Regions from separate parts of the Mus musculus genome. Here region 2 is linked to region 1. The links are chromatin contacts, found by Hi-C or POLR2A ChIA-PET in ENCODE. All regions are on one chromosome and are shown on one strand. Each heading gives the region's core, a stretch centred on a gene start or an enhancer-like site at or near the end of the contact. The rest is flanking DNA. Distances are from core to core; before and after follow the strand shown.

Evidence for each region. A loop is a pair of places that touch in the nucleus more often than their neighbours do. ChIA-PET counts read pairs that join two places held with the same protein, here RNA polymerase II (POLR2A).
Region 2: a map of mouse trophoblast stem cell shows a loop between it and region 1 (2.6-fold over the local background). The contact joins the promoter of Wnt7b here to the enhancer-like site in region 1. A Hi-C loop is called at or near these places in 3 of 37 maps with a recorded cell type or tissue (Patski and mouse trophoblast stem cell). POLR2A ChIA-PET finds 5 or more read pairs at or near these places in 1 of 5 experiments (Patski).

Annotation. Positions count from the first base shown.
Region 1 is chr15:85,522,235-85,524,934 of GRCm38, forward strand. No RefSeq gene overlaps it. Among named protein-coding and RNA genes, the nearest start is that of 7530416G11Rik, 20 kb to the left of the region's middle. Within about 2 kb of position 1,344, at least 2 of the 3 ENCODE cell types and tissues checked have a DNase peak (open chromatin) inside an H3K27ac peak, as active enhancers do.
Region 2 is chr15:85,580,408-85,583,107 of GRCm38, forward strand. It overlaps Wnt7b (wingless-type MMTV integration site family, member 7B), which reads right to left and starts at 1,414. Exons shown (of 4, transcript NM_009528.3): 1 at 973-1,414. The coding sequence starts at 1,043. AU022754 (expressed sequence AU022754) reads left to right here and starts at 735. Exons shown (of 5, transcript NR_040433.1): 1 at 735-1,010; 2 at 1,843-2,700.

The DNA.
Region 1 (2,700 bases), core at 94-2,593:
GCCCTGGAGCCTAGAAAGGATGTTGGGGAGTTCAAGGATGCAGGGAGCTGTAGGTAGAGTCCCTCCAACTATAGTTTTCAAAAAATGATGTTGGCTATTTCTCATCGTTAGCATAAGTGTCTCATAAGATTTGCTGGAAGCCAGTGGCAGTGGTGTTAGTGCATGCCTTTAATCCCAGCACTGGGGAGATGCTGGGGTTCCATAGAGGAACCCTGTCTCAAAAAACAAACAAACAAACAAACAAACAAACAAAAAACAGACTTGCTAGAAAGACTGGAGCAGAAGACATTAAGAACAGGGGAAGGGGGCGGGGGAGAGAGGCTGGGGGTATTCTGAGACTCTGCACTTTCTTTTCAGTAAACCCAAAATTACTCTAAAGAGAAGTTGGAGGCTGGAGAGGTGGCTCGGTGGTTAAGAGCACTGACTGCTCTTCCAGAGGTCCTCGGTTCAATTCCCAGCAACCACATGGAGGCTCACAACCATCTGTAGTGGGATCCGATGCCCTCTTCTGGTATGGCAGGAGACAATGGCAATGTACTCATAAAAATAAAAATAAATGAGAGGAGAGAGAGAGAGAGAGATTGGTTTTAAAAAGTAAAAAAAAAAAAAAAAAAAAAAAAAAGCCTGAGATTGGTCCACACAGGGAAGCACCCGGTGAGCGACACTGACAGGCAGCAGCAGAGGGCAGATCTTTCTTGTCAGGGGTGTAGCCTCAAGGGATCAGTGGCCAGGACATGTACAGGCTTTGGGTGCCATTCCCCTTCTGGGTGGGTGGTAACACAGACGATACAGTTTTGAAGTCTCGTTGGGTTGTTCATTTCTGCTAGACTTCCCCTGTGGGTTCCATGTCGTTAGAAACCTCCAGAAAAAATAGGTTGGTGGAAGGAAACTGGAGATCTCCGACAGGAGAGGATGGCTCATCTTGTGCTCGCCGTGTCTGTGTATTTCTCAATGGAGAGGACTTTGTCCCCCACTGCTGAGGTCCGACTCTGGCCTCATTTACAAGCTGGGTCCTGAATCTGTCTGGGGGGAGGGGTCAGCAGCCCTCCAAGGATGGATCACAGTGTCTTTGGAAGGTTGCCTTCTGATTCAAGAAACACCCCCTCCACACAGTCTCAAGCCCTGCCCAGAAACCAGCGAGATGTAGTCCCTGCCATACACAAAGTTAATGGGCTCAGCCGCTAGGGGGGTCAGGGGCAGATACCTGAATCCTCCGTAAACACTTCTTCCGGGCAGCTTTGAGCTCCCCGGGGCATGCTCTAACCCTCCCTGATGGTGACAGGGCTGGGGCTGGGCCAGGCCAGGGCAGAGCCGGTGACATCATGAAAAGAGCTTTGCCAGTACTTTCCCGACCTCGGAAACCCCAGCATCCCGCTCCAGGAACTGGCCTGCGGCACCGGCTTTGGCTGGCTGCCCCAGGAGTGTGGCAGGGAGGCCCGGAGGCCCCCCTGCTGCAGAGTCTGCTCCTAAGGTCCCTTTCCTTCCAGGGCCTTCCAGGGATCCTGGGCCAGTGTGAGAACCAGCAGGGTCAGCTCCTCCACCCCACCCCTGCCCTCTCCTTTACTGCAAGAAAAATAAACAGCTGTCCTGCTTCTGAGACTGGAAACCCCACCACAGTGTGGCCTCTGCTGAGCCCAGCTGTGGGCTGACTCACAGCCTGCCCTGGGTGGGGGCAGCGCTCAGGGCCCAGAGCTGCCCCAGGAACCCCTCAGAGACCTTGGGCCAGGCCCATGCCTCTCTGAGCCCCACCAGCTTGCCTATGCCTGGCGGGCAGGAGGAAGTGTCCATTCCAGGACACCTGGGCTGAACCACACACATCTTGGATTCCCTCCAGCCAGCCCCTGACCGCGTCTCTCTCCAGTGGCATCCTGAGATCAATCCAAAGGCCAGCACTACACCTCTAACTGACTATGGTGTGGTCAGGAAGGAAAGCTGGAAGAAGAGCGTTGGTGTGGTTTGGGGTCTTCTGAAGGCCACAGCCAGGCCTCGCATGGGGCAGGAAAACAAATGACTGCTAACAAGGGTGGGAATGGGGCCAGAGGTCTTACGAGCCCTTGACCATCCACCATTAGGGTCATGCCCTCTATACCATCATTGCGCTAGTCACCAGTTCTTCTCCATCCTTTCTTCCTGTCTCCTTCCCTCTTCTCCACCTATATCCTTCAGTCTCTCCAGTTAGCAAGACGCAATGGCAGCTTGCAGCACCCAGTAACCATGAGGGAGGCAACTCTTGACCCTCAACTCAGTGTCAGCCAACCCATGTGCCTGCGGTGGGAGACAGGGGAGGGGCTTCTGTTCTGCCAGAAGACAGGGGTGACAGAGTGCCAGCCTAGGACTGTGTGCCTCCTTGGGACAATGCTGTTACTCCTGTCCTGGGAGGGGTGTGGAGTGTGGGGAGTGCCAGGGCTCCCCAGCCGATGGAGGGGCTGGAGGCTTAGCAGAGGGCCTGGTGGGGCAGGGGCCCAAGCAGAGGATGACCGAAGCCCCGCTGGGTTCCCACGCTGGACAGCAAGGCAGGTGTGGCCTTGGGGTCAGCGAACGGCAGGAGGCTCTGGAAAGCCCGGTGTCTGGCCTGGCGGGCAGGAACGTCAACCAATTAACCTGTAATCGCCCAGGGAGAAGCTAAGAGGATTTGCCTTTGTCCAGCTAATTATTCTGCACCAACACTTTCCCTTTCCTGGGAGCTCAAGCCCTCTGCAG
Region 2 (2,700 bases), core at 164-2,663, 58 kb after region 1:
AGAGCGCCGGGCGACACATAGTAGGATCGCCGGGCAAGGCGGGCACAGATGTCCGCAGGTGCTCCGAGTGGGGGTGGGGGTCTGGTCCCGGCCGGCCCGCCAAGAGTGACTAACGCCCGCGAGGTGCGGTGCGCTCCGTTCGGTCACACTGCCCCTCCACCCCCAATCCGGGGAGGCCGAGACAGATTCCGTCTAAAGGAGATCGCGGCTCAACAGGTAAGGACTCGGCTGGGTTCAGGAATGTGGAAATACGACTCGGAGCAGCTACGGCGGCGAGCAGCGAGCGCGGCCCGCCTGGAGCCCGCCCGGCCGGCCGCGCCAGGGGGAGCTCGGTGAGAGGGGGCCGGGCGCAAGGCCCCGGGCGGGCGGGGGCGCGGGCCCGGGACGGAGCCCGAGGCTGCTGCGCCAGCCCCACGGCCCATCCCGAGCCAGCCGGACGAGTTGTCAAGGTAATTTCAACATGTCCGGGTGATGGATAGAGACGAAGGGCCGCGGCGGGTGCAAGGCCTGCGCGCTCGCGGCGAGTGCGCGCCCCGATCTCCCCCGCCGGGGATGCCCCACGCACCCCCCCCCCGGCCCGGCGCGCCCTCCCGGCGGCTAGCGCTCGGCCCGGGCTCGGCGCCCAGCGCAGCCCGGGGGAGGGAAGGCGCGTCCCACCCCCGGGGCCTGGAGCCCAAACAGGTGAAAGTACGCGCCCGGCACGCTCGCCGCTACCCGCGAGCCCCGCTGCGGCCGTCCGCGGACCGCGCTGTCCCTGCTGCGTATTGGCTCCGCGCCCCTCCGGAGGATCTCTGGCTCCGGGGGGGCTCGGTTGAGTCTCAACGAGGCTGGGTTGAGGGCCGGAGATACCAGCCAGCCTGGCCACTTCAAGAAACGCCCTCCCCCACCAACTCCTATCCCCAGGTCCGCTGGAGGAGGCTCTGGTGGCTGCCGGCTCCCCGTCTGCAGCCCCCCGCCCAGAGAAATACTCACCCGAGCTTCACGTAGAGGACGCCAAAGCAGAGAAACACGTAAAAGATCCACTTTCGAAAGTTTCTGTGCATGATCCAGGGAGGGGGGCTGCGCCATAGACAGCTGCGGCCGGAGGGGACGCGCGGGTGGGCAGGGGCCGGGCAGGAGCCAGGGAGCTGCGGTAGGACCACGCTCAGCCGGCGCTTCGGCTCGGGAGGCGGGCGACGCGTGGGCACCCGGCACGCGTTGCCACCATGGTGAGCCCAGGGCGCCGCAGCCGCCGCGTGCGCCCGGGGGAGTGACCCGGGCGGGGAACCGCGACCTCGGAGCCCAGCGGAGTGACCGTGGGACTCTGCGAGCGCAGGCCGGGGCCAGGAGCAGCGGGCGGGCGCTGCCTCCACTGGGCTTAGCCGCCTGGGGCCGTGCGCGCCTCGCGGTGCGCCGGGGCGGCCAATGTGTCCGCACTTGTCCGCCTCCCCAGGTGACTCGCGGCCCCGGCAAGCGAGCCGCGAGCAGGCGAGCGCGCCCCAGGTAGGAGGATCCGCCTCCCGCCCGCCCTCCTCGCTCGCAGCGCGCTCTCTCGCGCGCGCTCCCTGGCTCTCCCCTCCCTTTTCTCCTCCCTCCCCCGTGACACACGAACGCATCTAACCCCTCGCCCCCCCTCCCCAGGCCAGCTCCCTTCCGATCGCCCTCCCAGGACTGCGTGGGAAGAGGGGAGGGAGGGGAGAGGGTGCGGCTCCAAAGAGACACCTGCGCTCCTCAGAGACAGTGAAGGTGGGGGTAGGGGCGGGGGCTAAGAAACTACCCGCTCAGGGCTTGGTGGTCACTTGGTTTCCAGTTTCTAGTTAAAGAGAGAGAGACCACCCACCACCATCTCCTTTCTATGTGCAGACATCTTTCCCCTAGACGTTACCTACGTGGGTGCTTCCAGGGCCACAACTCCGGATCAGGCATTGTTACCTGCCCAACAAACTCGGGGAAAACTCGTTCCAGTGCCCGGCACTGCAGAGCGCAAGCAGAGCGTGGGACTTGAGACTGGTAGACACACCAGCCTGCCCAGCATTAAAAGTGGCACCATGACAGAGAGACTCAGAAAGGCATCCTTGGAGAGTCCCAGTCTGAGGATTCTGTCTCACTCTGCAGGCCTGTCCGATGCGGGCGGGTGTCAGATCTGATTCTTGTTGAACCGCTAAAGTGGGAAGTCAGACTGGCCTAGGTGCCTGGCACATCCTGTGGTGTGTCTCGCTTGATCCTATCCTGGATAAATGGGTGACAGGGACACTGCCTGTCACAGCTAGGTCTGTCTTAGCACAGCGGACCAGCTAGTAACCAGACACATGGTGGGTGGGTGGGGGGTGTGTGCCAGGTTTTCAAGCGTCTACAGCCCCGGACAGCAGCATCAAATGGCGCCCTTATGACAAGGGGATGAACTCGGAGGGCGCTCGTCTTTAAACTGGCCAACACCCAATTGCCTGGTGTGGAAATGAGGAGGGGTATGAGGGGGCGCTGTCCTCAGCCCGGAACCTCGAGCTCAAAAGCTACCGTCCCTGCCCCTAATCCCCTCTTAATCTCTCCAAATCCTCTGAACTTTTGCCACGACCCGACCCGGGAGAGAGAGAGTCGCTCCTGAACCCCAGGTCCAGAAGCCGGCAGGTGCAGCTGTGCAGATCGTTTTGAGTTGGAGGACTCTTTAGAAAGGAGAATTTGGACATCACAAGCAGGGAAACTAAGGCACAGATGTCAAACGGT